Linked DNA regions of Homo sapiens: regions 2, 3 and 4 are each linked to region 1. A link is a loop called in an ENCODE intact Hi-C map of the cell type or tissue named here. Cell type or tissue: IMR-90. All regions are shown on one strand. Region 1 overlaps ANK2 (ankyrin 2). Region 2 overlaps ANK2 (ankyrin 2). Region 3 holds the start of MIR1243 (microRNA 1243). Region 4 overlaps ANK2 (ankyrin 2).

Region 1 (8,000 bases):
TTTTGTTTGGACTATTGCTTAAATTCTCGGAGATTCAATTTCTTTATTTGTTATACTAGTGTCTGGCCCATACAACACATTCGTCAAATACTTGTGGAATGAGGACCCGCATTTGGAAGTGTATAGTGAAAAAGGCTGCTCTGCCTATGGAGTAGCCATTTTTTATTCCTTTGCTTTCCTAATAAACTTGCTTTTACTTTACTCTAAAAAAAAAAAGAAGAATATATAGTGAAAAGAATTGAGAATGAGCAAATTACTTTTAAGTACAGTTACAGGAAAATATTAGTATGACTTAAAATTAATATGACTATACAAAAGTTATAGCTCCTGGCCCAATGTGGTGGCTCACACCTGTAATCCCAACACTTTGGGAGGCCAAGGTGGACAGATCATCTGAGCTCAGGAGTTCGAGACCAGCTTGGCCAACATGACAAAACCCTGTCTCTACTAAAGATACCAAAAATTAGCTGGGTGTGGTGGCACACACCTGTAGTCCCAGCTACTCAGGAGGCTGAGGCCAGAGAATCGCTTGAACCCGGGAGGCAGAGGTTGCAGTGAGCCAAGATCGCACCAATGCACTCCAGCCTGGGTGACAGAACGAGACTCCGTCTCAAGAAAAGGTGTTATAGTTCCTTTTCTCAAGTAACCACCAGTCTTATAAGGGAGGCAAGTAAACAACAGACTGTTAAATGGCAAGAAATACACAAAATGAGCAACATATGTGAGGCTTGGAGAATCCGGAGGAAGCAGTTGTCTCTCAATGGCTTTTCTCTTTTCCCCTTCCTCCCCCACCATCTCCATATGAAGCCTTAGAGACCTGGGCAGATCTTCATCTTTTGTTGGGAGCCACCTTCTTATATATTGATAGACTAATATTTTAGTTTTTAAAGACATATGCCTCATAAAAAACTTCTCTGAAAACATAATTTTGGGAAGTTTGGGTCAGGGTATGACTGTAAGGTTTAAGCTGGCAGCCAAGGTGTTTCAAATAAATTAAAAAAAGGTTTTTTTAGCCTGTCAAAAGGTACTTGTGGTACTATTTCAGAATTAACCAAACTCTATTAAGTAAGGGCTACTTAATCAAACCATGAATGATTTTATGGTTAGTTTTTGAGAAGATCAAATTAAAGCATGGTTTCATTTATTTTAAATTTTTCTTAAAGATTTAAAAAATACTCCTTGTTCCAAAACACATTTTAAAAAAATCTCATGAATCGTTTGAGAGAGGGGAGCCATGTTTAAAAGAAAGACACAAAAAGATGTCTATAGTTTGTTATGCTAATAGTTTGCTGTGGAAACATCTAAAGGTAAGACATTAGGTACTCAGTGTAATGGTCACCTTCATTCCTAACAGCTGCCCTCTGGCAGTGAAAAGAGCGTAATTCTCTCTTGTCTGCTTTTCTCCAGGACAACAATGAGTAAAGCCATCACACAGAAGAGGGCTGTGGTGAAGGACCAGCATGGAAAACGCATTGACTTGGAGCACCTGGAGGATGTACCAGAAGCACTAGACCAGGACGACCTCCAGCGCGATCTCCAGCAGCTCCTTCGGCATTTCTGCAAGGAGGACTTGAAGCAAGAGGCCAAGTGAGGGGCTGCCCAGTTCTCACACCAGAAACCACACATTCACTCAATATGCAGCTTCCTGTTTCAGTAGGGGAGTGACCTAACTGGCCTAATTAATGGGATACCCCGACATTTCCACTGTTAGCAAATATACGGCATTTTGCTTTAGTTTTCCCCCATCCTCTTTAACTATAAAGCTAATTTGTGACCAAAGATGGCATCCTTCATACTGGATGCTGTATCCAATACTTTGTTGTGTCTGTGCTAACCTGGGAACTGGCCACCTCCATTGTTCTTTGCTTCTGCACAAGATCCATGAAAATCCATTGATCAGAAGAACTTCACCTGCAGACCTCTTCAAGTGACACTATGTAGGAATCCTTCCAAGGAATATCTATGTACAATGTATATAGCTGAAATGCTCAGATGAACAACATATTAAAATTAAAACCACTGCCTATTGTAACTACACTGGGCATCAGAATAAAAGGCCTCTAGAAATTGCTGAACAATGGTTAATTAAGATATTGCTAACACAATCGAGTGATAATACAGTTTTACTGCAAAAGAAGCACTTCAAACCTATTATGTCCTTAGAACTTCCAGAGTAGCCACTGCTCCCAGTTAAAGGTGGGTCAGTAGCCTTGCAGAACTGTCCTGAGAAGTTATTGCTGGTGCTGGCCAGCCATGGCTTAGGACTCCAACAGCCACTCTGAGGGAGGGGAGAAGGGAGCAGAGGCCACGCAGAATGAACCGATGGGGTATTCAGTTGCTGGCAGCTACATTGTGTGGCATTCTAGCATCTTCAGGTCTTTAGATCTTGGACAAGTTGGCAGGGTATTTTAAAAGCTATAACTACTGTAGTTTTCCAGTTTTCATTGCTGCTTTAGCAAACCACGCTGTCTTACAGTGGTACTTTCTTCTGGCCACTGCACTGTAGATAATTCATTGGAAACAAGATTTACCCACTACATAAAAGGTTAAACTCCTTCAGTATGTTGGAGTGGTTTCTTTTTTTTTTTCTTTCTTTCTTTTTTTTCTTCAGGTTTATATCTTCTCTAATACCTGCATGTGGCGTTTAAAAATCAAGACCACGGTCAAACCCCTCTTCTAATCACATTAATTGTTTCCATTCTTTTTACCCTGAGTGAGCACTTTTCACTTTCCAGCTAGGTCTGTTTTTCAGCTTGCAGACAAGATTGAGAAATCCTTGAAAATTTGGTTTTGGTTAAAATTTTTGGTTTATTTATTTGAAATCCACACTCCCTTGGAAACTCTTAAGTGCATTTGTGCACTTCTGTTTGTTTGTCTCAAAGAAGGGACTGTAACAATCTGAGTAATTTCCATGTCCTCTTCCTTATTCCTCTAGTGGTTGAAGCTGTGTAGCATTTTAACATATATATATTCACAAATATATTCATATAAACAGTATACATTTTGAATCAGTCATTTGTTAAAGAAAAGTATATTCAATGAAGATGAAATTTAAATAAAAAAGGACAGAGTCTATCCTCCAGGGATTGAACATTTTCCAATTATCTGGTCTTTTCCTGTTGTGCAAAAATGACTCATTGCTCCGAATGTCAAAAACAAATGCGACAAACAATGGCACTTCATCATTTAAAGTAATGTTGCCAAGAGAAAAAATTTCCTGGGAGGGAGGTTTCCCACAAGCCAAATCTCCTAAGCCTCAAATGCTAGCACTTTTTGGCAGTTGGATAGGAAATGAGACATTCTTTGGCAGCCAAAATAAGAGAGGCCGATGGTGAAACTTTTTGAGACACCCTATGGCCTTCTTGTCAAAACCTTCACTGGAGCTCAAGAAAAGCATTTCTGTTGTGTTATTTGCAGTGCAGATGATGTCTGTGTAACAACATAATGGTTATTCACCTTTTTTTGATTTTGATTTTTGCTGTGTTATCAAAAACTTGAATACTGTGAGAAGAAGTGAATTTTCAGTTGACGAATCAGCATCTTGTTCCCATGGTGATAACACTAATTGAATATATCTATGAGGGCATGTATTAGTTAATGGAAAAAAAAATACAACACTAACAATACATAGCTGCAATGTGTACAATGGCTGATTTAATTAAATAAAATGTACAAGTGTTAAATGTGGCAACGGTGATTTGTTCTTCTTTATCATGAATCTGTGATTTCAGGAGAATAAGAGGTTTTAAAAAGTTGAGCTAGACTTGAAACCAACAGAAAGACACAAATTGCTTTTTTTCTTATGGTTTTTATTTAGTCGCTGAATATGCTATATGCCTGGCACTGGATTAAGCACTGGGATAAATAGATTTTGCCTCTGCCCTCAAGAAATTCTTATTGTTCTTGTTATGCAAAAGAAGAAAATGAGGATTTTTGTTTTGGATCACTACTAAATGAAAGAAAATAGGAATTTGGGGACTTGCAGGGGATGAGAAAGGGTAAGTGGGATTGGCAGCACAGCAAGACTGGTTTGGTTCTCTCCCATGAGGCCATGGCTGTCACTAAATACTTTCTGTCTTTGGGAACAGCAGTTGGCTCTGGAGTTTTCTTTCTGTCTTAGAGCCTGAGAATTTAAAATTAAATGGATATATTAATATAAATAAAGACAGGGTAGGACTATGGAAAATCAAAATCAGTTGTGTGTGGAGAGTTTTGTTTCATTTTTTGAAAAATCCCTTTACTGTTGCTTTAATATTTTTTACAGTAAAAACAAAACAAAAAAGACATGATTTAGAAATTGAGTAGGTTTTATTTAAATCTTATCTGGTATGAGACAGGAAGCTCACTGGATCTGATTTCTATCCTTGGTTGATTTACAGGTCTTCTGAACTTAAAATACCAATTATGCTTGACATTTTTCAAAGAAAACAGTTAAAAATAATTCCAAAGTAGGAGTGTCTGTGTGATCATCTCTCTCCTTCTCATTTGTTTAATGTGCTGTACTTTCTACTTACAGGAACTCTGGGCTTGTGTTACTTTGGGTTTGATTAAGGAAATCAAAGCATCAGAGAAGATTCAATGTCTTCTCATGTTTAATTATTTGCTGTGCAAAACCCATTTTTGTAAAAGAACTTCAGTGAGTCATATGCCGTTTTACAGAAGTATATTTAAAGGTAGGGTGGGGGAAACTTCCAGACTGAGAGAAGATTATGCACCACTCATAAATCATTTGTATTAGTCATGAAGAGGTGAAAGTGACATATAAGCACTCGGAAACAGGCTTGAATTGAATTTGAAATTAGTTTGCTCGTGGAGTCACTTGATTTCTGTAAGCATGGAGAGTCTGGGTGTGGGCAAGTAGTCAGGCAAATGAATAAATCAGATAAAGAGAAGTTAAACGTAGGTCTAGTGAGAACCAAAATCACTACGAGGTTCTCCTGAATAACAGAATAAAAATGAACTGCTTGCTTTCATCATGCTCTAAAAGAAAATATTTCAAAGTCTATGTCTTTGGTTGCCACCTCTGCTTAAAAACTATATGCTCCTTCCTTCATTTAAGGTATCATTTCTCTTTCTAATCTAATTGAAGCTAGAATTACAATCATAGACTGAATCACCAAAGTAAGAAAATCTTTTAGATATCTGTGCGGTGGGGATGGAGGGGGCGATGTCCTGAACACAAATTAAAATACTCCTATTGGGTTATACTCAGGCCTTCTGGGAAAAACAAAAGTACTCCCTGGCTTTAAATTAGTTCCACAGTATGAAGTAAATAGTGCATATGGATAGACTTTGGATGGAGCTATTATCTATGGTAAACAGAGACATTTGGCAGTGGCACATGTAATATTTCAAGAGATGTCTTCAGTCACTGGAGACATTCAGTTGTTCAGTTCATGGAATGTTTCCATGAGGCAATGTGACAAATTGGTAAGTGTGTTATCTTACAGTAAGACCTGGATTGGAATCAGTCCAGCTCTGTCTAGCCCCCTTCCATGACTTTGTAAAGGTTTATCGACTGGATGACAATTTCCTCATCAGTAAAATAGGAGACACTGCTACTAGCCTTGGATGCATCTCACTGCTCCAGGCAGGGAAGGTCAGCCAGCCCTGGCCTGTCTGTCACTCCTTAGTGTAGAAGAGCCCCTGTTGTGCAAGTATCCTTGATGTCCGTTCATTGTGGATCCCTGTTTGTGACCCTCTGCCTCTTTGTGTAGGAGTCAGCCTCGGGGTAGGTGTTAAAGGCATTAGCTTACCCCTGTAGGTTAGAAAATACAGTTAAATCTTTTCCTATTATAATGAGAATCACAGGGATGTTGTCAGTTAAGCCCTTCGATTCACTTCCCATTTGGAGGAAGGACTCTTCAGGATCTCTTTCTGTTTCTTCAGTGGGCCCTGTATTAGTCAGGGTTCTCTAGAAGGACAGAACTAATAGGATAGATATGTATACGGGGAGTTTATTAAGGAGTATTAAATCACATGATCTCAAGGTCCCACTATAGGCTGTCTGCAAGCTGAGGAGGAAGGAAGCCAGTCCGAGTCCCAAAGCTGAAGAACTTAGAGTCCAATGTTTGAGGGCAGGAAGCATCCAGTGTGGGAGAAAGATGTAGTCTGGGAGGCTAAGCCAGTCTAGTCTTTTCACATTTTTCTGTCTGCTTTATATTCTGGCCATGCTGGCAGCTGGATTAGATGGTGCCCATCCAGATTGAGGGTGTCCCTGCCTTTCCCAGCCCACAGACTCTAATGTTAATCTCCTTTGTCAACACTCTCACAGACACACCCAAGATCAATACTTTGCATCCTTCAATCCAATAAAGTTGACACTCATTATCAACCATCACAGGCCCTTATAACTCGGTTCTGGTTTCCATTCCTTTTTCTTCCCCCACACTCTCTATTTTGAGGTGTTCTTTTTTTCTTACCTGTCAAAACTGACTACAGAATTGGAGAGAGTCACTCAAACTCCCCTACTGAATGGCTATGCCCCCATTAGCAGCAGGTCCTCCACAGCTGCTACAGAGCATTGTGGGCAGGGTCTGGGCTTGACTGGAGGTGGCTATGGACACCTCAGCTGCCTTTATGATGTGCAGAAAAAACTGAATCATGATATCCACAAAAAATACACATACGCATTGTGCCAGTTTTTCCTGGCTGTTGATCAGAACTCAGACCTCGTCTAGGCTGTGCTACAGAACTCACATGGCACTGGTACAGCAGCAACTTCTGGATGAAAGGTGCCTTGTGTGAATTTTTCAAGTGACTCACAGATAGGTGATACCTTGGAGCCTTAGAGAACGACCATAGCATACCCTTTCTCCTCAAAGAGTCAGGGAGATAATTTAGAGTCTATTGTTCTAACAATCCAATTTGTGTTCAGATTAATGTAGTAGTTTCCTAGGGCTGCCATAACAAAATAGCATGAACCAGATGATTTAATCAACAGAAAGTCATTTTCTCACAGTCCTGGAAGCTAAAAGTCTAAGACTGAAATATGGGCAAGATTTTTTTTTCCTGAGGTCACTCTCTTTGGCTTGCAGACCACCACCTTCTCGCTGTCCTCACATGGACTTTCCTGTCTGTGTGCCCACATCCCTTATGTCTCTGTGTATGTCCAATTTTCTGCATTTTGTAAGGATGCCAATCATATTGAATTACAGCCAACCTTAATGGCCTCATTTAACTTAATCACCTTTTTGAAGACCCCTATCTCCAGATGCAGTCACATTCTGAAGTAGTGGGTGTTAGGGGCTTTGACATGAATTTGGAGGAGGAGAGGACACAATTCATCCCCTAACAATTGGGCTTAATCCAAAAAACAAAGCCCTCTAGGTATTTTAAGAAGGAAGGGATCTAATGCAGGGGATTAGAAACTCACACCAGTGTCAGGAGTGCCACAACAAATGAAGGCAGGTGTAAACCAAAAACGATCTGAGACAGGTCGCAATCAGTTTAGAAATTTATTTTGCCAAAATTGAGGACATGCCTGGGAGATAGGTCTGTGCCTTCTTCGAAAATAATTTTGAGGGCTTCAGTATTGAACGGGGAAAAGCAGGCTGGAGGAGGAAAAGGAAGGGTATGATCACACTACTAAATTCACATGCTGCAAGGGAAAAGGAGCAGGTAGGGGAATACTCAATTATGTATTCGTTTGGCACTCAGTAAATTGGCGCTTTACATAGAGTAGCTACCCGTGGGGATTTTTAACCTTTTATTGTAGCTATCTGCTTAGAAACAAAAGGAAAGTCAGTGTCTTGCTTGACTCAGCTTTCAGCTTAATTTTTTCCTTGTGGCATAGTGCATTGGGGGTCCCAAGCTTTTATTTTCCTTTCACACTGAGGAGCTACTACTGCTACGAAGAAATCCACCAGTGCAGAAATCAGAAATCCAAGCTGCCACTGAAGGGCTCAGATTCATGTAGCAGCAAAGTATATGTTTCTTAGGAGATAGCCCATATATGGCTGCAAAAACACTCCATGTGTCTTCTGCCAGAGTCCATGCAC
Region 2 (8,000 bases), 110 kb before region 1:
TTTTCCAGCATCCCTGGTTCTTTTTCTTTGAAAGAGTTCCCAGAATAAATCCTGTTTCTAAGTGAAAACTCTTGGATGAGAATATAGGTCCTAGGACTTTTGGACTAGATTTTATTCTTATTCCAAACCATCAGTTAGTTTATATTTAAACATAAGTGAGGCCTAAAGCCTTAATGAGTTGAGAAATATTTCAGAAAGCAGTGATCAAGTTCATGGAAGTATATGCTTTTTAAAAATCAAAGGGAGACTTTGTGACCAACAGGGTCACTGCTGTAGCAAAATATAAAATATGCCATGGTTAAAGCAGTAATGATTTTCTTTTGGGTGGGGTTCCTAGAGATTCCAAGAAGACATCATGAAATATGTGAGTGAAACATATCACCAGTGAAGTTCTGTCTGCCCGGCACTAACTTTTTACTTGGCTTGAGTTGTAGGAGGAACAGACACCTTTACATATTGCCTCCCGCCTGGGTAAGACAGAAATTGTCCAGCTGCTTCTACAACATATGGCTCATCCAGATGCGGCCACTACAAATGGGTACACACCACTGCACATCTCTGCCCGGGAGGGCCAGGTGGATGTGGCATCAGTCCTATTGGAAGCAGGAGCAGCCCACTCCTTAGCTACCAAGGTAAGGAGAATGACATCATGAGAACATGGACCAAGAGGATTCCTAAGTCATGGCCTTTCTGCTCTACCACATACAGAATCAAGAGGGTAGATCTCCTCAGGCCTTGACTTACTTCCTTCTCTACATATTTAAGACTCATTGTCTAAATGATTTAATAGAATTGTGAGATTCCGTATATCTTCAATAAAGAGTGCTGAATTTCATTCTAATTAATGCCAATGTTTCTAGGACAGGTATCTAGTACTCTAAGATGATTTTCACTTTTTCTTCTCTTTTATTATAAAATCCATAATATATTCTTAAGAAAAAGATAAATGAAATCCCTAAATATATTGAACTGGTAATACTAATGAGGAAGAGGGTACTGCATTAGATTGGCAGTACTATATTTGCTGTGAGTTATAGTACCAGATCGAAGCTCAATTTACTTGTACATTTTCGCAACCCTACTATTAGCCACCACTTATTTGACATTCTCATTCCCATATTAGTTTCCAACTTTACCAACTACACTTTTGCCTGGGTATTTACAGTGTTTAAAGAGAGCTGAAGCTGGAAAATCACACTTCTTTAGTTGTTATTGACATCGAGCAAAGAATTTTACTTATGTTCCAAGTTTCATGACAGGGCAGAGTAATTTTTCCCATGCTTTATACATGCTGTTTGACATTCATAATTTGGAGATGACTTAGAATAAAACATGAATATACTCAGCTAATTAGAGCAAAATTAATTGAGCCAGTGCAAGTGAATTTGTCATGGGGCAAAATAATTCCCACAAATGTAACAGTGATTCAGATTAATGAAAGGACAATTTCAATTCTCTCATAATCAGTAGGTATAAGTACTTCATCCAGGGAGAGGGAAAGTTGCAAATTTAAACTGAGATAGTGATGTGGCATCTGTCCTCTTGTAAGTAGGAGCAGCCCACTAGCTGTTATGGCTTATCTGGTTGCCTGTTATGACTTACCTGGTTGCCTATGGCTGTAAAAGGTATTTTGATATAAGAAATTGACAATTATTGAAGTTCTGAACTCTGAAAAGTTGGAAGGATTTTAAAAGTTCTTAAAAAAAAAAAAAACTAAGCAACAAATGTAGTAATAACCTGAGAGATTTGGTGATTGTCTTATCAGAGGAGGGTGTAAATCATCAAAATTAAGATACATAAAATACAGAAATAGATAATAAAACGTAGTCTTTTGTCTGTCAAAGATATTTAGGATTTAAAAAATATAACTATATCCATGGTAAATTAGGGCGATAAAATAGAATAAAATGTTAAACAGTGTTTTTTTTTTTTTTTTTTTTTTGAGACGGAGTCTCGCTCTGTCGCCCAGGCTGGAGTACAGTGGTGCGATCTTGGCTCACTGCAACCTCTGCCTCCCGGGTTCAAGCGATTCTTCTGCCTCAGCCTCCCGAGTAGCTGGGACTACAGGTGCCCTCCACCACACCCAGCTAAATTTTTGTATTTTTAGTAGAGACGGGGTTTCACTGTGTTAGCCAGGATGGACTCGATCTCCTGACCTCGTGACCCACCCACCTCGGCCTCCTAAAGTGCTGGGATTACAGGAGTGAGCCACTGCACCCGGCCAAACAGCATTTTAAGAGTTCAGCTGACTAGGGCTGAACAGTGGTTGATTCATCATTATTAAAGACATTTAAGAGGGTAAATGAAATCTTGGTGAGATTAACATAAAGGAAGAAGGCAGATGTGTGACTCAAGAGATGCCTTCTAACTTTGGTTTTGTTATTCTACAGTAGATTTTATGTATTTTTGTCTAATAATCATTTCCAAACTTATAAGAGTTGGATCACTATTCTAGCAAGACTTTAAAGATAAGGAGTTTATGTTTTCTTCCTCATGATGCAGTTAGCCTCAAAGAACTCTGTTTCATCCTGAGTATCACCCTAATCATTGTGTGCATTGAGTGGAGGGAGGAGAGCTCTAACCACAAATGCTGGTTTATATGGACAATGCAAGAAGGAATAAATACTTCCTACGTTTGTCCCACACTTGGAAAAAACCAGAAGATTCGCTCTCTTCCAAGGATTTATTAATACCAAATGTTCAAAAAAGAAGCAAAAAGAAAAACGTCATCTCATTTAAAAATAATTTGTCTGGAGACACCGAAAGGGCAATATTGCTTCTTGGGGGATATTCTGTGTTTATGATGGGGGCTTAAATGGTTCCAGGATAAGCCATGGCTTAGAGCACCTAACCCAGGCATATTTGCTATGTGTTTTACAGGCCCTGATCGGTGTTAGAATTCCCCCACTCCCACTGTAGTGCCAGAAGAGCATGTGGTTAAACTGTCTGGCCAAGAGGATGGATTTGACATCATGGTGTAGGAACTGTGCCATCCTCGAGATCTTAGTCCAGAGACTTATCTGTATTTATAACACACTGCTAATTACAGAGTAAGGCCATTGGTTAGGCACGGAAGACACTGAATGTACACATATCAACATGTGTAGGAGAGCAGCCCTCTAAAAAAAGCTCTAAAGCTTCAGTGTGTTTAAAAGTCTGGTGTTAATCAGCCCAACATCATGCCAGAAGTAGAACGTATTTTACAAAAGCAATTGGTCTTTTAGACAGTGTGAGTCTTTTGGGAAAGGGGACAAGTCAGGATGGGAGTTGCTTTTTAATAGTACATGTTTTTTGTTCTATAGACCATTTATCTTGCCATTTCTGCAGAAAATATGTCAACTAATTCACGAATACTTGTTTTTACTATGGCTGCCAAAATATCCTAAAATTTAAATGAATTTGGAATTCAGGTGTTATAAAAAGGATTGAAAGAAAGAGAAGGAGGGTTGGAGAGAAGGCAGCTGTTGTTTCAATTCTATTAATTTTAGAGGCAAGAAAAGGCTTTTTTTCCCCATTCACAAATTGGAGCCAGTTTACTGACACTAGTGGCTTTTAAAAATCCCAAACCTATAAAGTCAGATTTCAGTCTCCAAGCCCTTAAAATAAAATTTCTTTTATTCAGTCTATCAAGCCAAACTTTTGTATGTTAAATTGTATTCTTTTTCTTTGTCCTTGTTCATGGCTAACAGATTTAATGCTACCAGTATTTTTTCCAAATGAAGAATCAGTATACTTTGCTCAATATGTTAACAAATAAAAAGATTTTTTGAGGAGTTACAACAATAAATACGATTTTACTTTTGTTTCTCACATTTTCAGAAGGGTTTTACTCCCCTGCATGTAGCAGCCAAGTATGGAAGCCTGGATGTGGCAAAACTTCTCTTGCAACGCCGTGCTGCCGCAGATTCTGCAGGGAAGGTAAAGATTTTCTATACGTTATAATTATGTAACAGTGAAGGTGATAGATTAGGAGATCTGTAAAGACATTTTTCTCACTTCTCTGAAAGGAATGTGAGAGCAACTGATGAAACTATCCCAAATAGACATGGTGGCGATGTCTTCCATGACCGTCCAGGTACATACACACTGATTCAGAAAGCATTTTGAGCTGTGCCTCAAAGTCTTGTCACAACAGCCCCAGAAAGTCTCTATATTAAGAAGAATCCCTGCAATGTTAATGTAGTATTTCTTACATAGCAGTTTAGACCTTTTTACATTGTGACCCTCAAGATCCCCTTTGCTGGTGGTATGCTCATTTTCAATTTTAGTTATGTTTTTAATATGAAAATTATTAGGGATTTGTTTATTTTCGTTCTTTTTTCTATTGACTATATTAATTCATTAACATGAATTTAATCAATATCAGTTTCCAGGCATCCTGGTAGCTTCAGGGCAGCTAACCCTAATTTATTAATGCTGAAACTTAAACACACCCTTTACAGAACGGCCTTACCCCGCTCCATGTTGCTGCTCATTATGACAACCAGAAGGTGGCGCTGCTGTTACTGGAGAAGGGTGCTTCCCCTCATGCCACTGCCAAGGTGAGGACCACAGAAAAGGATTTACAGGCATAGGGTGTAACTATCGCCTGAAAACACATGAGAATTGTCTTTTAAACACATGGTATAGTATAACTGCGACTAGTCCTAGCGATAGTAGCTTTTGGTATTGACACCCTTTTTTTTCCCTTGTATTTCTGCCAGTTGCGTCTTGAAAATCTTTTTTAAGATTTTTTAAGAGTCAGCAAATATTAAGGGGATGTGCCTATAAACCAGTAGAGATGAATCTTATTGCTAACATTCTGTGTGTTAGAGAATGAAGTCTGAATTTTGAGAACTGAGAAATAAAGTCATTAACATATTTTCTCTTCTCTCCTATAAACCAAATGCTATGATGAAAATGTCCTTTTATACTCTCATTCTTTCCGACTTCAAACTTCTATTTGTTTCTTTGTCTTTTTTTTTAATGTTTTACCTGTGTTAACTGTAGCATGGATCCCTCTAAGTCCCTAGATTCAGAGGTGGTGGGAGGATGCCTTTTTGGTGTATATCTAGCACCAAATTCCGAAACAGCTCCAACTAAGACTTGTACTTACGGACAGGGCATTTCCCACCATTCTAGTTGGCCCCTTATTACACTGAAAATATATATGAATGTCGTATAATGCATAAAGTCCTCATTGCGTCTTTCGTTCATTAATTAAGCACAGCTATTTTGAGAACACATCAGGGTTTATTTAAAAAATATTGATTGTAATGGGAAAATATTTATGCTATATTAGACAATATAATAAAAAAACTGCCACCATTTATTTGCCAAACACTATGCCGAGCACTTTACAGGCAATATCTCATAATAACCCCATGAGACTGGTATTCTAATGATCTCCGTTTTGCAGATGAGAAGGTGAGATTTAAGTAGGTTAATTTTCCAAAGTCATATGAATAATAAGTGTTAGAGCTTGTACCTGTGTTTGACCTCAGGCAGACTGACTTTAGAGCCGGTGCTCTTAACCACTAGGTCCTTTGTGCCCCAAAGCAATAGAGGGAGATTTATTCCACTTCTGTTATACAAATATATACATATATACTCATATGCCTATTTAAATTTTATACATATTATAAATAAAAAATAGGATATATACATAAAATATGTTCTGTATAATATATATTTTATATATAAATATATTATATATATCATAAATATATAACTTTGTACACATACATACATATACATCTACATATATTTATATCTTTTTGATGCCAATAAACAGTTTATAATAAAGTACTTGAACTGTCAAAAGAGGGTGCCAAATGTTCATAATTATCCACACTGTTCTTACTCCTCTTTTTTCTACAACCTCATCAATTCAGCACATATTTTATGTCTTTCTTTACACTAGATTATAAGCTACTAGAGGAGTGTTCATATCATATTCATTTGCATATCTATGAGGTGTTTAATAACATATGTGAGTTCCCAATAAATTTGGATGAAAGAATGAAGATTGAGCAACTATGGAATAAAAATATACCTGCTCACTTAACATACCAGCATTTTTTTTTTCATTAGCTTTCCAGGCTGACCATTCTCAACATAGATACAAAAGACTTCATTAGTACTCATGAGTACTTTCGTTGAACTCTTACAATGTGCAAAGAAAGGATTATAGGTACTCAATGGGAGGTAAAATTGTAAAACGTGTGTTCTCTTTCCACAAGGGACTCTCAATCTACTTGTAAGAGAAGACCTAGATTATAAAATAATGTGTATAGTTTTCCTAAGGAGATAAACATAGCCTTGATTTCTAGCCTCTACCTTGTATGGTCCTTAATCTTAGGCATGCACGTACCGAGTTCAGAAGATGACATAAAGCATTTGTCTACTCCAGAGTCCACAGTAGGATGGGTATTCTGGGAATGCCTCTCTAGTGTCTTTCACTTATCTGCCCCAGCCTGTCAATGAACATGAGCCCTTCATCTTTGGGGCCACTCCTAGAGGGCTCCAGATGGTAAGATCCCCACTGTAGTCTCCACTTTAGACTCTCTTTCTGCTCATTATAATGTCTCCTCTCCTTAATACACACGGTCCTTTGGCCACGAGAACTTTGCTTCTTTCCACCAGAGTCCAGAACCTTCTCTTAGTCTTTATTGGGAGTGCTGCAATTATTTGAGTCCAAAAATGTTTCCTCTTTGTGGAGTAAGAGGGCTTTTCAGATCTTGTAGGTTGAGTATCTACCAGGCAAACCTCCTCCATTGCCAGAATTGACACCTTCTTTGATGATCGCTTATGTTGTTTTGCTAAAATATCCCTGTACCTAACCTTAGTAGAGCCCATGCTGTAGGCAGTGGGGTAACTAAGACTAAAGAAACACATTGTAGCAAAAAGAAGTTGACTAAACTTATTTGGTCCACAAAAATCTGTGTGTCCTTTTTTTCAATAGAGTCTATGGACACAAATACAGTATTTTGAAGCATCTGGGACCTCTGATCAGACCCTGAAAAGGCTTCCAAGCTGAATTTCCTTCAGTTGCTTCAGGAGAAACATTGTTTGTCAAAAATGAAAGATACTTATTCTTGCTTGGAGAAATGGGGACAGAGTAGATAATGTAGGGTTGTGTGAGGATCAAGATTTGATGATAGCTCATAAAGACATTTAAATTCTCAAAACACTTTTTTATTTTTTGGTACACTTTGCAGTTAGCTTTAAGGAAATAGCATGACCTAAAAATACCTCTCAAGTTTGATTACAGGCTCAAACCTGTAATCCCAGCACTTTAGGGGGCCAAGGTGGGCAGATCGCTTGAGCTCATGAGTTTGAGACCAGCCTGGGCAACATGGTGAAACCCCATCTCTACCAAAAATACAAAAAAATTAGCCAGTCATGGTGGTGTGTGCCTGGAGTCCTCGGTACTTAGGATGCTGAGGTGGGAGGATCACTTGAGCCCAGGAGGTGGAGGTTGCAGTGACTGAGATGGCACCACTGCGCTCCAGTCTTGGTGATGGAGCCATACCTTGTCTCAACAAATAAATAAATAAAACATCTCATGGTAATCTCACAAGAAGCACTTGGTCATTATGCTCTCTTTCCCTTCAGCATGTCACTGAAGGGAAAAGCCACTGTTTTTAATTTCTATCACACATTTTGAATGGAAAATTCTACCGGATTTGATAAAGAAAAGGAAATAAAACAATATATGTTGCAGACTTACAGTTGTTCCACATTTTTTTCTTTTAACTAAACATGGGGTATAGAGTTTTGTTCTTGTAAGCAGAGTATGAGTTTTCCTGTCCCTCTCCACAAACTCCCGCCCGAAATAAGTAGCCTCATATTTGTACTTTCAAAGCAGCAGGTTATAAAGAAGGGGAGATCTAGGATTTGAATGGACCACAAGATTCATATAAGCTAATTTTGTTGTTGAATATATTTTAAATTAGAATGCAACCCATTAAAGACAGGGATCATGTCATGTTCACCATTGTATTCCCACACCTAGCACA
Region 3 (8,000 bases), 280 kb before region 1:
ATATTTTGGTGGAAAAATTTATAAGACTCAGGGATAGATTGAATGTGGACAACTCCCAGGTGTTTGGCTGGGTACTATTCACTTAGATGGGGAAGCCTGGAGAAAAAAACATTTCGGGGGAAAAAATCCAAAAATAGTATGTGAGACATCAAAGTGGATATGTCAGATGGGCAGCTCAGAAAAGAGGCTAGAACCAGAGATAGGAACTTTGGATTGAGCACATATATGAGATTTACCACCATGGGAGCAGATGCTGCTGGTGGGGCGCATGTATAGGCTAAGAAGAGAGGAAGCCCCAGGACAGTTCTGAATTTGAGTTCCGATAGAAAAGGAGGACACCTCAAAGAAAACTGAAGCAAAGCAGAAAGACCATGAAAAGAACAGGAGAAAGTTGAGTGCCAGAACTAAGAAAAGAAAATTCCAAAAGAAGGAAGAATGTCCAACTGTGAAGTGCTGTTAAAAAATCAGATAATCTGAGGACTGTCAAATCTCTATGAGATTTGGCAACGTGGAGGTCACTAGTAATTTAGTAAGATATTTCCTAGTATCTTAATCACATACCTAGACGGAACTGAATTTCTAGATATCCTCCTCTTTATTGTTCTCACCTTTTGTTCCAGGACTAACTTCATTTTCAGTTCCTCTTCACTTTCCCAAGTTATTTTCCTATCCATCTATTCTCCTCACTTTGGGCCAATAGAAAAGTGTAACACAGGGAGGAGGGGAGGTGAGGAAAAGAAAACAGGACAAAAGTTAATGCAACATGGTATTTAATTTTGTGCATTCTTCACAGAATTGCTTTTCCTCCTTGTATTTGCCTAAGTATTTCATTTACTTAGAAAAACAAGTATATTTTAATTTTAAAATATTATCTGTTTCATCATGCTCAACATAAATGTAATCCTGTGTTGTCTACTCCTGAAGTGATTAAACTATAAATAGAGCTTTCTTTGCAACTTAATTTGCTATAATCCTTAGCATAAAATGAAGATGTCCTTAATGTGGAATGCAAATACTATGATATGGCTGATGTCATGAGGACTTGAAACGTTTCATCCTCTTTCACTAATTTTTTTTAAACATTCATATAAGAAAAGCCTTGGCATTAAATGCTAAGAAATAGGTGCTTAGATGGCCAGAAATTGACTGGGTTTGATGGCCTTCATGATACAAAAACATCAACTGTTTTAAAAATAGTATTATCTAAGACTGAAGATTTCTTTTAAGTGAGAAATGTATTTTGAAATTAAGGAAAAGAATGTCAGTGATGTTTTAATGGCAATTTTTGAAAGTAGTCAAAAGACACTCCAGTATATATCGTCATGAATTTATGACTAATGACTAAAATAATTTAGAATTCTGCTTAGCACTAATCAAAATCCAGTTAAAAGACTGCTTTTGTACTTTTGAAGCACGTAAGATCTTTGGAAATGCATTACTGAATATTATTTGTGCTTTTAATGCTTCATCAACATTTAGGAGTACAAGCTTCCATTGTCAGTGTTTTAAAAGTCAGCTATGTAAAGCTGATAGAGTATACATATTAAATATATCCATTAGTCATTCTCAGGAAGTGGAATATGTACACACATCTGAATATTTGCTTAAATATAAAACAAGAGTAAGATGTTTAAGCTTCAATGTAGAATAAAATACTGATATTTGGGTTTTAGGTTAAAAAATATTAGTTGTGATTTTTGTCCCCCTTTTCCTCCATGCCTTTGATTCCTTCCCTCTGAAGACAGACAAAATCCTGACTTAGGCAGTATTTTTTAAAATACCAAGGGTCTCGGAAACCTAGGGTTTGATAAGTAAGAGGAACAGATCAAATTCTAAATCTCCTTTGTCCACATTGTCATTCTCCAGCTTGTTGTTCTTTTCAGTGGTGAGGTAAGAATATAACTCCTACTTAATGTTCCTGTTCCTTAGGTGAAACACTACCACCTTTTGTTCAAAAGTTAGATGCTGGGGTTGTTGCTGTTGTTGTTTTCTTCTTTTCTTCCTTTACTTTTTAGATTTTGATGGAGACGTGGTAGGAAGTCTGGGCTGGGAAATGAGGTGAAAAAGAAAAGCAATTAGTTTGTCTTTATACAAAATAAAACCTTCTAAAAAACCTTATTATCACAAAAAAGAGCTCTACAAATCTAGATAGTTGTTTTGAAGAAGAGAAGAGAATTGTGAAAAACATGTATAATTTGGGAGGGCTGGGCACAGTGGCTTATGCCTGTAATCCCAGCACTTTGGGATGCTGAGGCAGGCAGATCACCTGAGATCAGGAGTTTGAGACCAGCCTGGCCAACATAATGAAACCCTGTCTCTACTAAAAATACAAAACATTAGCTGGGTGTGGTAACACACGTCTGTGGTCTCAGCTACTTTGGAGGCTGAGGCACGAGAATCGCTTGAACCCAGGAGGCAGAGGTTGCAGTTAGCTGAGATTGTGCCACTGCACTCCAGCTTTGGTGATAGAACGAGATTCCATCTCAAAGCTAAACAACAACAACAACAACAATAACAACAACAAAAACATGTATAACTGGGAAAAAACTGAAAGAGAATGCAGGATCATAAAAATATAGCAAACAAAGTGAGTGGGATTTAAAATTAGTGGAATAAGAAATAATGGGTAACAATGAAGAACATAATTTAGGTAATAGTATAGTATCTTGGGAGCCCTCCTGGAAGTATCTAGTTATGGACAGTGAGCAGCAGAAACAGGATGTAACTCAATTCAGCATACTTGATGGTTGTGGTAACCCTAGAAAATGACTCCAGGAAATAGGTGAGAATCCAATCAGATTGAGAGGCTAATGTTCATGACAGGGGTGCCCTAGCAGACAGGCAAAGCTGAATAGAAATTCAGGAGGAGAGGAATTTTGGCTATTTAGTAAAATTATGAGCAGTTGGTCATAGGCAAATTTTATGAGTAGGTAGCCCTTCTGAAGTCTTAGGCATATAATTAACCTAGGTTGGAATTATAATTAGACATCAAAGTTTAAACTTTTTTATCTGAACCGAGATGCAAAAGTAAATTGGTTCTGTGTTCTGGAGAATTGTAAAAGAATTCCTTAATTCCTTAGCAAAATTTGGAAGTCAGTATCAAGTGGTGAGGATAGGAAAGTTGAAGAGACTGTGGACCAGGCAAGACCTTATCAGTTGATTTAGGAAGCAGCAGTGACAGAGGCCAGACAGGTAACAAGAGAAAAGAGAAGGTGGAAAGTAAGAGACAGTTTTAATTGCTACGATAGAAAGATGGGATTTTGAAAAGATTAGCTATATGGAATAAAATTAACCAAAAATTGATCCAAGATTATAAGAAACTATTTCAAGACTCATTAATTTTACTATTGCTGTCAAACACACATTAAATCATTTTCCACTTGGGTCAGCTATAGGCATGAAGGTTCATTTGTGAAACAATTTCTGTAGAGTATTATTCCATGATCTGACATGCTTCACAAACTGTGTTTGTACATCCAACTTAAAAGCTGAATAGTCTATGGTAATTCTGCCATCATGTTTGAAATTTTCTTACCTTAAACAAAAAACCTGATCATATTGTATTACTCAAATGTGTGTAAGACTAGATTTAACTTAATGTGTACTAGTGTACAGTGTGAGACTGCATAAACAAACTTTAAAGAAATTCGTTATACATATTTTGATTTAACCTACAATGAAGTTAAGAGAAATCCTTAACCCCATTAGAGATTTGGGAGAGGGATGTGGCAACTGCTAACTTATAAATATTTTGCTAATGCTTAAATTTTACTAGCTTTCTGTCAATTCCTATTTTTACTCAAAAAATTATATAGTATTTAAATTTATAATTTGTATTCAGTTATTCTAGCTTACTATTATATGGTATGGCTTGACGGAAAGGACATTGTCTTCTTCTCTTCTGCAAAGCAGAAAAATATCCACTAAACACAAAAATATACACAGCAAATGTTAAAGTAGCCCTCTAAACCTTATGAAGACTTTTAAATCCTCAAATAGTACTTCAGAGCAACTGGATTTAATATCTTTCATCCAGCAGAGGGCTACCAAACTCCATTAGTTTCTGTGAACACACATGACAAAAAAATTCAGATGGGTTATTTCAGTGGTTTTCAGATTGTTTTAAGCAGCAGATCCTTTTCTTAAGATAGAGTTTTACAGTGTGGAAGTGAGATACACTCTCTGCTTTAATTGGAGAAGGGCCTCCAAGCTGCCTCTCCAGAAGGCCCAGAGAGGTGTGGAGGATAATTGAAACCCTCCACTCTGATTTATCCAAAAATACACTCCCACATTTAAAGTCAGCTCTTTTTGGGATCAGTCGTAATCCTTAATGCTGACACCGCATGGAAAATATATAAGCAGAATGATGCCCAAGTTATAGAAGTTCCTCTTCCTGGATTTTGTCTTCAATTGTAACTGTAGTTCCTACCGTGTGGTTGTATGTGTTGTTAGTTTGTTTTTGTTTTGTTTTGTTTGGGAAAGGTGACATTTCATCTCCAATCTAATGAGTGAGAAAGATGCTTATTCTGACAAATTTTCTTCACAATATTTCATAGGTGTGCCAAGCTGACAGATTGGTTGACTCTGTACTCTTTTATTTTATTCCTGTAACTGGGCCAGTTTCTGCCCTTAACTAAAACTGGATCAATTATAGGAGTGAAATAAAGGTCCATCTCCTGCCTATTTATTACTTTGCTTTGGTAATAAATCTATTTTTAAAAGAACCTATTACAGAGACTTCCATTTGGAATTATGCATACTTGGTGTCAAATGGTGATTGTTCTTTGTTGTGTTTTTCCATTCGAAACAAAGCTTTTGTGAGGCGTCCCTTTATTCTGATTAAGGCCTGGTGTAAATCTTTGATAATGAAGCCCATTAACAAAAATGACTATAAATAGCTCTACTTCTATCAGGGATATTAAATACTTTCTCAAGCACACATGCTCACTGATTTTAAGACTCATTCCACAGTGTTCCAAGTTGCGTGTTAGATTTTTTTTTTCTTGAGACGAAGTTTTGCTCTGTTGCCCAGGTTGGAGTGCAGTAGCGTGATAACGGCTCACTGCAACCTCAGTCTCCCAGGTTTAAACGATTCTCCTGCCTCAGCCTCCCAAATAGCTGGGATTACAGGCACATGCCACCATGCCTGGCTAATTTTTGTATTTTTAGTAGAGATGGGGTTTTGCCATGTTGGCCATGCAGGTCTTGAACTCCTGACCTCAGGTGATCTACCCACTTTGGCCTCCCAAAGTGCTGGGATTATAGGCATGAGCCACCGCGCCCAGCCAGTGTTGGATTTTATCATTACCAAATAGTCATAAAGAGTGTGAGCTTATTAATGATGCTGACCATTCAAAGTGATCAGCAATCTCTTTGCACACACACTATCTCTGGGGATGAGTCTATCTATTTCCAGTCCATCCATCTTGTTTTGGTCTTGTAAATCTACTTTATTATCTTATGCTTTTATATTCATGTTTTGTTTCAGAACAATAATCATAGTAGTATCATTTATTGATCTGTTACCAGTGTTTTACATGTGCTATTTCACTTGGTTCTGTTAGGTAGATATTGTCTTCATTCATGTGAAATGAGATTGAAGCCCATAAAGGTGAAGTAATGCACCCAACATAGAACCCAAATTAGGATTCAAAAACCCAAATTTGATGCCCTCTACCACATAAAGAAGCTTTATTTCATAGCAGTAGCAAAACCATTATTTGATCAGTTAATAAAAAAGATGGTTAAAGTGGAGAAAAAACTGATATATGCGTAGTTTAAACATTTTATTTCAACTTGAAACACGTAAGTTGGACATTCGTTTACCAATGATCTGATGTCCAGTCAAGACCTTTTATTTAAGTATATTTTATTTAAGAAGTTTCCAGAATTTGGGGTTTAGCTTTGTGTTTTTAAAAATAAACAATACCTATTTGTAGGCATTGTCTCACTGGTTTGTTATCTGTTAAAGGCAGTCAGTAATTAAAGACACTTGCAAAACAATCTGATTGTAGAACTTCTAAATATTTTCGAAGCTTCCTCCCCAATCTTTTTGATTTGTTTCAGACATACCCATAATTCAATAGCAATATTGTAGAAATTCCTTTTTATTAAGTTCTTACAAAGCATGCATCGTAATTTTCATAAAGCAATAATTTTTGGAACTCATTTTTATTAGATAATCTAAGATTTATTTAAATTATGTAATTGCAATAGCAACTACAATAGGATCAAAAGGTTTGGGATAAACATACTTGACTCTTGCTGAGCATATAACTTTACTAGTGGGAGAAGAATGTACACATATTATAGAATGGCTAGTAAGCTACAAGCTTTTAATGTATGGTGGGCATCAGTCAGCATTTATAGAGAAAATGGAAACATTTTCTTAAGTAAAGTTTCGCTGAGAGAGCTTCTACTCTGTTTTTCAAGAAATTAGGGGAGAGAGAGAATTTACTCCTTGTCTGTGAAGACATGGGATTTAAGCTATGTGTATCACAGGACTTGAAACAGAAAAAAAAACTCTACAGATGTTTTTATTTTACAAAGTTAGTTGGGTTAAATATTGCCCAAAGTTTCTACCTGAACCATCAAGTTTGGTTTTCATAAAAAGCTTTTAATTTGTGAGAAAAATGTTATTTGAATTCTTTCAATTACATCTTATCAGATTTTGGTGATGCTTTTGAATTCTCAAATGTTTCAAGTTGCAATTCTCTGTTAAGATTTATTACATCATTATCAAAACTTTGTATTAAGAAAAGAGTATATCTTTCTGAAGTCCCGTAGTACATATTGTTTCTGCCATTCATTTGATGCTTATATTTCTCATTTGCTAACATTTATAATCATCTGTTCTTACGCAAAGCAGTATGTCTTGGTGGAGAGGTAGTGGAAAAAAACAAAAAACACCCATGAAATAAATCTGTACTCAAAGAATTCAGCTTGCTTAACTTCCCAACTAAGTGATACTACTTTGGGGAACCATAACTGCTTTCCTTACTCCATCCCTTTTGTTTCACAGTGCCTTGTTCACAGCTCAATTATTTGAAGTCTTTATAGATCTGTTTCTCTCTTTTGTTGTTTCTGCTGTACACCTGGTTGTCTTTGACATTACTTCTGCCAGTCTTTGTGGTCACAAGTGACTTGTGGAGCATTTTAAACCAAGTTCGAAGCTTGAGTTTTGTTGTAAGTCTCGGCAATAAAACCCAGGTTATAAATCTGCTGAAGGTCTCGTTATTTATTATTCTGCTCTTACCCTTAGAGTATTGCTTTTTGAGGTCTCAGATGACTGTGAAGAGGGCTCCCTATTGGACTGTGCACCTTGTGTGGACATTGACCTTCGATATCTGCCTTCTTGCCTGGAACTTTTCAAAATAAAAGCTCAAGTTTGCAGGGAAATGCACTTAGGAAACAAAAGCAATTTCCCTGCTTGCTTATCTTTCAGTGGTTCCATTTTCCTTCAGTTTTGCCTAGCAATTCCTTATTATCATTCCAGCTGTTTGTTGCTTTTAAGAAGTTATTTATATTTTATCCAGTATTTCTAGTTTGTTTCAGCAGTAGTGTTTGTCTGAATACCTGGCTCCTATTAGCTGGAAACACATGCTGTTCATACAGGTGCTTAGTGTTTTGGTTGTTGATGTGATTTAGAAGTGATATAAAGACCATGTCACACAAAAAAGCTCAAACATGCTTTACCTCTGAAAATGTGGTTTCTAAAGAAGATTTTATTTAATTTTATACTTAGGTTTCCATATTTATGGAATATGAGTTTGCACGAGTGGGCATAAAATGAAAAGTGCTGGTCATGCTGTTATTAGTCCGTTCTCATACTGCTAATAAATATATACCAGAGACTGGGTAATTTATAAAGGAAAGGGAGATTTAATGGACTCACAGTTCCAAATAGCTGGGGAGGCCTCACAATCATGGTGGAAGGCGAAGGAGGAGCAAAGGCACATCTTACCTGGCCGCAGGCAAGAGAGTGTGTGCAGGGGAACTGC
Region 4 (8,000 bases), 88 kb before region 1:
CCACTCAGAACTTAGAGCCCAGGACAACTGGGTCTGAAACATATAGATAAAATTTTATGAGAAGTGAAGCAGGTGGATTTTAATAAATAATAGCCATTGTCTGGTAGCCATTGGCTGTCATAGTCTTCTGCACAGGATCTGAACCTCGCCCGATTGTGGAGAAATTACTTAACTTTCTTATTTTCAGTTTCATCACGTCTGAAATGGGGAGAAAAGCTGTTCTTGGAAAGGAATATAAGATTTAGATTTACTTTCAATGATTTAGAATCCCTAAAGCTAAGCCAAAGGTTAATTATTAGGAGAGTCATGATGAACAAGCAGTGGTTTATATGACCCTCTGCAACCTTCAGTTAAAAACAATTTTAACTCTTGTTTCCCAGGGAAGAAATCACAGATAATGCTGTTTTCTTATTTTAAATCTCTCTTCTCAGCTCAGATGTGAGCAGAAGTCGACTGCACCCACCCCCTTCACCTTCTTAAGGGAGCCCTCCTTTTTAATGCTAACTGGTTAAAATGTAATAATAGTTATCATTTGGAGTCTGTTAATCTTGTTTCATCAGCTGGTCTCTTCTCTTTGCTTAGCAGACCATAAGGTGTGAGGGAGTGTTTGCTGCTGAGAAATGGGTTGCTGATCATCTTGGGCTCCAAATAAAGCATCTGTGATGGTTTTGTTGTAAATAAGACTATTCAAAATGAAGGCTAACCTAATTTTCCTCTCCCTCTGCCAATCGGGTGCTGGGCCCGCCACCACTGTCCTCCACAGAACGGCTACACGCCTTTGCACCAGGCCGCTCAGCAGGGTCACACGCACATCATCAACGTCCTGCTCCAGCATGGGGCCAAGCCCAACGCCACCACTGCGGTAAGGCAGACGCCACTGCCCCTCACCACGCTTTCTTCTTTTTCCTCTCTTGCCCTGGTGGCTTCTTGTCTGAGCTGAGTGAGGTCAGATTCCTCCTCTTTAAATAAGCCCCCTGGACTCTGGAAAGCCCCAGATTTTTGGGCAGGCTTTCCAGAAGTCAGTGTGACTTCCCCAGAAGTGCTTGCCCTGGGAGGGAAAGCAGTCAGCCTGACTCTTTGGCTCTCTCTGGAGACGGGGGCCCTCCGCTTGGGCTGCTGGAACGTGCTCTGCTTACAGCTGGCTCTCAGATGTGAGCACAAATTGACCCCCCCTCGCCTTCTTAAGGGAGCACAGTAAGGGAGCTGCTAGCTTAAACAAAGCTCATTGAGTTGTGGAGCCATTGAAATGTAAACTAAGCGGTGCAATTAAACGAACTGGGATCCCGAGTGGCCTGGGTTGGATGCAGCCCGAATTGCTTGCCTGTGTTATTTTGCTGCACAGTGAGCTTCTGCACAGCTGTAGCTAAATATGTTACCGTGTTCCCGATGGTAACATCTTACCTGCAGCAGATGGCCTGACTTCTGATGAGGGATAAGTGTACCTGGTACTTGCTAACAGGTTTTGGAGACGTCATGAGGCACTTTCTTAAGTGCAATACAGTATTTGTAGAAGATATTTGACAACCTTAGGGTTAAAGCGTCAAGTGCTTCTTATTAAAAAGAGCAAGCAGATGCAAGCTTGTTGTGTTACCATGGTGACCTGGCCTATAGTCTGAAGAAGTTACAAAGACAGATTTAGACGTAATGGTAAAAACTAGTGATTTTCCTAAGCTGTGCCTTGTTTTGGAAGGAAATGCTGGCTGATGCAGAGCAGCGGGTGAGCTCATTGGCTCACATCGCAGTCCTCTCTCTTATTTCTCACTCTCTCTCTTTCACTCTCTCTTCAGAATGGCAACACTGCCTTGGCGATTGCTAAGCGTCTGGGCTACATCTCCGTGGTCGACACCCTGAAGGTTGTGACTGAGGAGGTCACCACCACCACCACAGTGAGTATGAGTGACTGACTAGCTTCAGCCCTGTTATTCTTCGTTTTCAAACTAAATACATGTACAGTACTTTTTCACTCACAAGATGTTTGGAGCTTTTAGTTTTGAACTTCTTTTTGTTGAAAGTATTGTAGCACATACATAGGCGTATGCAGAAGTAAATGGATTCACACAAGGAATACAGGGCTTCGGCTTCCTTTACTCAGCATCTATCCCTATAAAAATGTGTGAATATAGTTTTATAATATTTAATTCCTTTTTCTGTGACTGGCTTCTTATTTTCTGGCTTCTGTGCCCTTTCCTTTAGTTGTGTGTGACACCTACCGCTGGCAAAGCGGTAACACACTCCACTGCAAACTTACCTTAGCCAGGAGGTCAGGCCAGCCTCTGGAAAGACCCTGCTCCTCCCAACACTGTGCTCATGACTGGATCAAATGGACTCCCAGTGAGAGCAATTCATCCTTACTTTGCATCTTATTTCTGATTATTATTTTTTAATTCAAAAAGAGAATTCCTTGTGCTTTCTAGGTAAATTGTTTCTGTGTTGTGAAAAAGTATATTTTAAAATTTCTTATTTTCTCTGTTTTGAATACAACTGCTGACTCTTCATGACAAATCAGTGATTATCACTGGCCTTTGCTAGAGAAACTCTAGAAGAGTAAAGACCATGACAATATTGAGTCCTAATGCTCCTGTACCATTCAGTGGGAGCAAAGTTTAAAGGAGCCTCCTGAGAGGGGGCTCCTACCTGAAAGTGGAAGTGCTATTATATTTGCATTTATTCACTCACTAACTTTCTACTTTAAGCATGGATTAAAGAATGGCTCTTTAATTTAGCTTCGTAAAGTAGAAAAGTAGAACAGTACGACATGAGAAGCTCTTCAAAGACAATAAAACCACAAATGAACAAATAAAGAATTCTGAAGGAGGTTCTAGTAAATGCTCCAAACTAAAAATGCATATAGAGTTTGAAATGCTTGGTGTTTTTGACAGATGTGAGGAAAAAGAAAGGAATTTTGTTCTTCAGGCTGACAGTAAGTTCCTGTTGACATATATTGAAGTGATGGAATACAGTTGGTTTAACGTGCAGTTTTAAGCAGAGTGGCCTATGATTTATTAATGAGCTGCAAGACACAAACTGAATTTAGATGGGAAAGAATAGCACTGCTTGTTTTCTGAAGCAGAATCTTAAAACCTTCAGCCAGTTCACCACAATATTTTTAAAGATTTAAGGTATAGCTTTGATAAATTATATAGGAGAAAAACAGGTCTTGTCACTGCCTAGCACCATACTTGTAGGTCACTATATTTAATGGCTTTTTCTTATTTTATGATTTCTTATACCAGGAAAATCTTCATATTAAGGGCCTACACATATATGCCACTTCATTTGATATCTTTAAAACAAGGTGTACATCACAATACGTGAAGCCTTTAGTGGCAAGATTGGCCAAGCACACCTGTTCTGCCATTAGAAGTCATGTTTTCTCTCAACTTTTTACCTTTTCCCTGCTCTGGGAATAATGTATGTTTATTTTACCAAGTTATCACTAGATGGCAAGCTTGTATCTCTTGCTATCTTGTACCTACTTTGCTTCCATTCATTTCATTAACTGATTTATTCCTTCATTATTTATTGGATATAAAATATGTGCTAAGTTCTGTGCTAAGTGCTGAAGAATTATCAGTGGTGAAAACATTACTCCTCCCCACCAGCAACTTCAGTGTCATGAGAGTAGAGAATGAGACTCAGGCTTGGTAAGAAAATACATTCATATTTTACTCAACAAAACTATGGAACTTATATGTCTGGTTTCAAAGAGATCTCAGGTTTGTAGATATTACTCAGGTGAATGACTTCAAACAAAGATCTATATTTAAAAAGAAGAGCAAATAAGCATTCTCTGGTTTGTCTCTAAATACTGTAATTGCTGTCTCAGTGTCCTTGTCAGAAATCAGATACAAGATCATCTCTCTACCACATCTATCTCTGGAAAAGATGGGATGAAAATTCCTTTTAGAACCCCCTCTGTGAGCTTTTTTTCTTTTCTGGTAACTATTATTCTCTACATTCTGTAGCTGAGCATTGCTCCATCAAAAGTCGCTATACTTAGAATTCAAGTTTCTAGGTGAAAAGCCAATAAAAATAGAAAACATAACAGCATTTCTCCTTTCAGTTAGGACACTAAGAAATCATTGTCCACATGAGCTAAACAAGTATCTCTGTTACCTAAATGGATAGTTTTAATGGTTACATGTTTCGATGCTGGTCTCTCTTCACTGTCTGCTGCTCTTTGAACTGGTTTCTCTTATAATTGTGAGCTTAATTGTTTTGTGAAATGGAATTTTGGGGTAAGGATTGGAAGAATAGACTTATTCTCATCTATTCTGGGAGTCTTCTTACAATAAACTTCCTCTCTTTGGAAAGAGATTTTCAATCATTCTTTTCCCACATAATATTTTTTCCACATAATGTATTGTTAATGATATTAAAAACAGTAATATTTAAGTTTAAAAATATGTAAGGCATTGAGGGAAGATCTAAGCTTCAGATTTAGGTTGTCGGGTTTTAAAGCCCATGTTCTTAACCTTTCTGATATAACTGACTTTGGTTTTGCTGAAAATAGCTTAATAGGAATTTTGTGAAGAAACTGTTTTCACCTAATTTTCAACAAAAAGAAAAACCACTTAAATAGTGCTCTTTATTGATTTTTGTGGGAGAGTGATATTCAATATCATTTTCTAAAATCTACAGTCACAAAAATAATTTGAAACTACTGATGATAGCACAATAGACAACTTAATAGTTAAGTAAAATTAATAAAAGTTAATGTTATTACCGCTCAAATGCAACAGTTGCATTACACCTGCACAACTGACATACTAATTTAACATGAATTGGATTTGTATGATGTGCCATATGAGCAACCATGTAGTCCTTTTGATCAAAGAAAGTTTCCTTTCCTATTCTTTCTTTTGAGTTCTTTACCCCAAAGTATGAATAAAGTCGTTGTGTAGAGACCAGAATAAGGCAGTAGTTTGTAAAGGAAAAACCACTTCTGTAGAAACTTCTGAGACATTTTGGAATCGTAGTTTGTTTCCTTAACCTTTGCTTTTCTAACTTTACTTTGTGAGATACAGCAGGGAATATGAGACATTTTAGCATTCTCCTGGGATTACAATCACTACATGTTTGCCAGAATGGATATCAGAATGGTAGAGACACATTTCTGGTGACAGAAGCCAACAAGCCCAATCCACTAATGCAGCTTGGAAGAACTGTGACATATGACTCATCCTTCCGCTAATTGATCAACCATCATCAATTATTTCTATTATTTGTATAATCTTAAAGTGATTGTGTTTTATGTTGCATATAATTGGTATGCAGACCATAAATTACTGAATAAATTAGTAAAATAAAAATATTATCTTATATTATTACTTGAACATTAGGGAATAGTTCAGTAAACTCAGAAAATGTGAATATTCTAAGTCCTAAATCTTACCTGATGCCATAAGTCAGTTAACATGAAAATCAGGGGAGGAGGGGATAGAGGAGTTGTCTAATGGGTACAAAAATACAGTCAGATAGAAGGAGTAAGATCTAGTGTTAGGCAGCACAGCAGGCTAACTATAGTTAACTAAAATGTATATTTCAACATAACTAGAGAAGTGGATTTGGAATGTCCCCAAATCCACTGGGGAGGCATTTTGGCCTCCCAAAATGATAGGATTACAGGCCTGAGCCCCCGCTGTGTATTTTCTTAAAAAGACATACTTAGTGCAGAATCTTTTTAAACTTTTGACATGTTTTTTCAACCTGTTATAATTGTCTCAATTACATCTAATTGGGTATTACTTTCAGTGACTCACCTTTGTTAGGACTTTAAAAAGAAATGATAAATGTTTGAGGTGATGGATATCCCAATTACCCTGATTTGATCATTATACTTATGTTTATATCAAAATATCACTTGTACCCCGTAAGTATGTACAACTGTGTATCCACAACAATTTAAAAATTTTAAAAATAGGAGCCATAAAAATGGCAATACAATAAATACTTGTAAAGTCATTTGACACCTTTTGAGGTAGAGCCAAGATCTTTTCTTTAAATATAGGTCCATCGATTAGAAATTAAATTGCCATTCTTGCACAAACAATATCAATACCTATTATATTATGTATATATATGCTATAATATGTATATTTATATGATATTTGTATGTTCTGTGTACTTTCCTTTTCTTTCTTTTTTTTTGAGACAGGATCTCACGCTGTTGCCCAGGCTGAAGTGTAGTGGTACTATCACGGTTCACTGCAGCTCAGGTGATCCTCCCATCTTAGCTTCCAGAGTAACAGGGACTACTCGGGAGTAGTAGGTGGGCAGGTGCCACCACTCCTGGCTAATTTTTGTATTGTTTTGTAGAGACGGGGTTTTGCCACGTTGTCCAGGCTCGTCTCAAACGATCCACCTGCCTTGGCCTCCCAAAATGCTAGGATTACAGTCCTGAGCCCCTGCTGTGTATTTTCTTAAAAAGACATACTTAGTGCAGAATCTTTTTAGACTTTTGACATGTTTTTTCAACCTGTTATAATTGTCTCAATTACATCTAATTGGGTATTACTTTCAGTGACTCACCTTTGTTAGGACTTCAAAAAACATCTACCCTAGTTTTTCTAGAAAAAAAACAGTATTTACATAATATTTAATTTAGTTATTAAAGTTATATTAATATGTATGATTGGTATAAGTATGTTTAGAAACAAAAACAAGTTTAGCTTGAACTCCACTGATGGAAGCTATGGATGAGGGCCTTAAAAGGTGGCATCATAACCAAGATCACTAAGTATGCTGTGGTGGCTTAGGGATTATGTGATATAAATGCAATTGGTGACCAGGAGGATTGGCTGAGTGAGGGTTGGCTAAGTGAAGATCAGTTAAACACACAGTTTCTTTTGCATAGAACAAATCAGATATTGACTACTATTTGTAAAGCAGAATGTTAAGAACTCCTACTTTATTTTCTACATTTTTCATATCGTGATTAACAATATAAATTCATTATTAAATCTCTCTTCCATCTATTATATACCATTTCTTTTGCCATATTATCCGATTTAATTATATCCCATTAAACTTGTACTTAGTGTCCTACTCATTTTAACTTTTAAAGTAGTTTCTAATCTTGACCATAGTATCTTGGATTCTGTAGCAGAAAGAGATGTCCATGATCATTTCACTATAGCCTTGTTCTCTATGTACGATTCAGAGGTAGTTGCATAAAACCATGTTTATGTTTAAATAATCAAGTTTTCAAAGGACATTTTGTTTAAAAGGAAAATATGTATTCATTTCTTGTTACATTATACATATGTAGGACTACTTATTTTCCATCCATTCAACAAATATTTAATGATGGCCTTCTAAAGGTCAAATACCTTCTCATGTATAAATGATATTATATTTACCACATTGCATATAGAGGCCATTTTTAATATCTATACAGAAAAATATCCATGACCAATATGATCACAGTGTATTACTTTTTCTGTTGCCACATATATTTGCTGATAATTCTGATAGCATTCAGTGACCAAACTGAAGTAAATTATTGTTTCCACTCTTACAAGTACAAAGAAAATATAGTCCCATTATCAGCACCTGAAAATAGAAACTGAGACTATCAGGCAATGAAACTTAATCATTTAAAAAGTATCTCCAGTAATTATTTTCAAACAGAGAATCATCTCCTTATTGAAATGTTTACTACGAAGGACAAATACTCTAAAACATTTCTGCAAAAATTAACTTTCTAATACAGTCTAATATAGTAGACATCCTTTCACATTTTTAAATATTCCCAAAAAGTTGAATAAAGGTCAGCCGCGGTAGCTCACATCTGTAATACCAGCACTTTGGGAGGCCGAGGTAGGTGGATCACCTGACGTCAAGTGTTCGAGACCAGCCAGGCCAACATGGTGAAGCCCCATCTCTACTACAAATACACAAATGAGCCAGGCGTGCTGGTGCACACCTGTAATCCCAGCTATTTGGGAGGCTGAGGCAGGAGAATGGCTTGAACCTGGAAGGCGGAGGTTGCAGTGAGC

The links. Peaks named below come from ENCODE experiments on the same cell type or tissue, not always from the same donor. Only the 100,000 strongest peaks of a DNase experiment are listed, where the experiment ranks them.
Region 2: it touches region 1 in a loop (5-fold over the local background); 7 of 110 quality-filtered maps call a loop at or near these places.
Region 3: a loop joins it to region 1, with 5 times the contacts of the local background. A loop is called at or near these places in 8 of 110 quality-filtered maps.
Region 4: a loop joins it to region 1, with 2.8 times the contacts of the local background. A loop is called at or near these places in 7 of 110 quality-filtered maps.

What each region holds. Positions count from the first base shown.
Region 1 is chr4:113,380,050-113,388,049 of GRCh38, forward strand. It overlaps ANK2 (ankyrin 2), which reads left to right. Exons shown (of 46, transcript NM_001148.6): 46 at 1,408-3,687. The coding sequence ends at 1,422. LOC105377374 (a long non-coding RNA gene) reads right to left here. Exons shown (of 5, transcript NR_199847.1): 5 at 7,444-8,000. Among named protein-coding and RNA genes, the nearest start is that of MIR8082, 230 kb to the left of the region's middle. RefSeq lists an enhancer at 5,429-6,158. In IMR-90, no CTCF peak of the experiment used is centred here; DNase peaks (open chromatin) are centred at 3,282 and 4,722.
Region 2 is chr4:113,274,018-113,282,017 of GRCh38, forward strand. It overlaps ANK2 (ankyrin 2), which reads left to right. Exons shown (of 46, transcript NM_001148.6): 15 at 435-632; 16 at 3,820-3,918; 17 at 4,443-4,541. Among named protein-coding and RNA genes, the nearest start is that of MIR8082, 130 kb to the left of the region's middle. RefSeq lists a silencer at 4,386-4,560. In IMR-90, a CTCF peak has its summit at 4,490 (motif pointing right); a DNase peak (open chromatin) is centred at 4,504; H3K27me3 peaks cover 679 bases.
Region 3 is chr4:113,102,230-113,110,229 of GRCh38, forward strand. All of the region lies in intron 1 of ANK2 (ankyrin 2), which reads left to right. It overlaps MIR1243 (microRNA 1243), which reads left to right and starts at 4,634; the gene lies at 4,634-4,726. In IMR-90, a CTCF peak has its summit at 4,047 (motif pointing right); no DNase peak of the experiment used is centred here.
Region 4 is chr4:113,291,653-113,299,652 of GRCh38, forward strand. It overlaps ANK2 (ankyrin 2), which reads left to right. Exons shown (of 46, transcript NM_001148.6): 21 at 764-862; 22 at 1,788-1,886. Among named protein-coding and RNA genes, the nearest start is that of MIR8082, 140 kb to the left of the region's middle. RefSeq lists enhancers at 743-1,262, 883-1,052, 1,263-1,782. In IMR-90, a CTCF peak has its summit at 3,443 (motif pointing right); DNase peaks (open chromatin) are centred at 1,159 and 1,729; H3K27ac peaks cover 555 bases.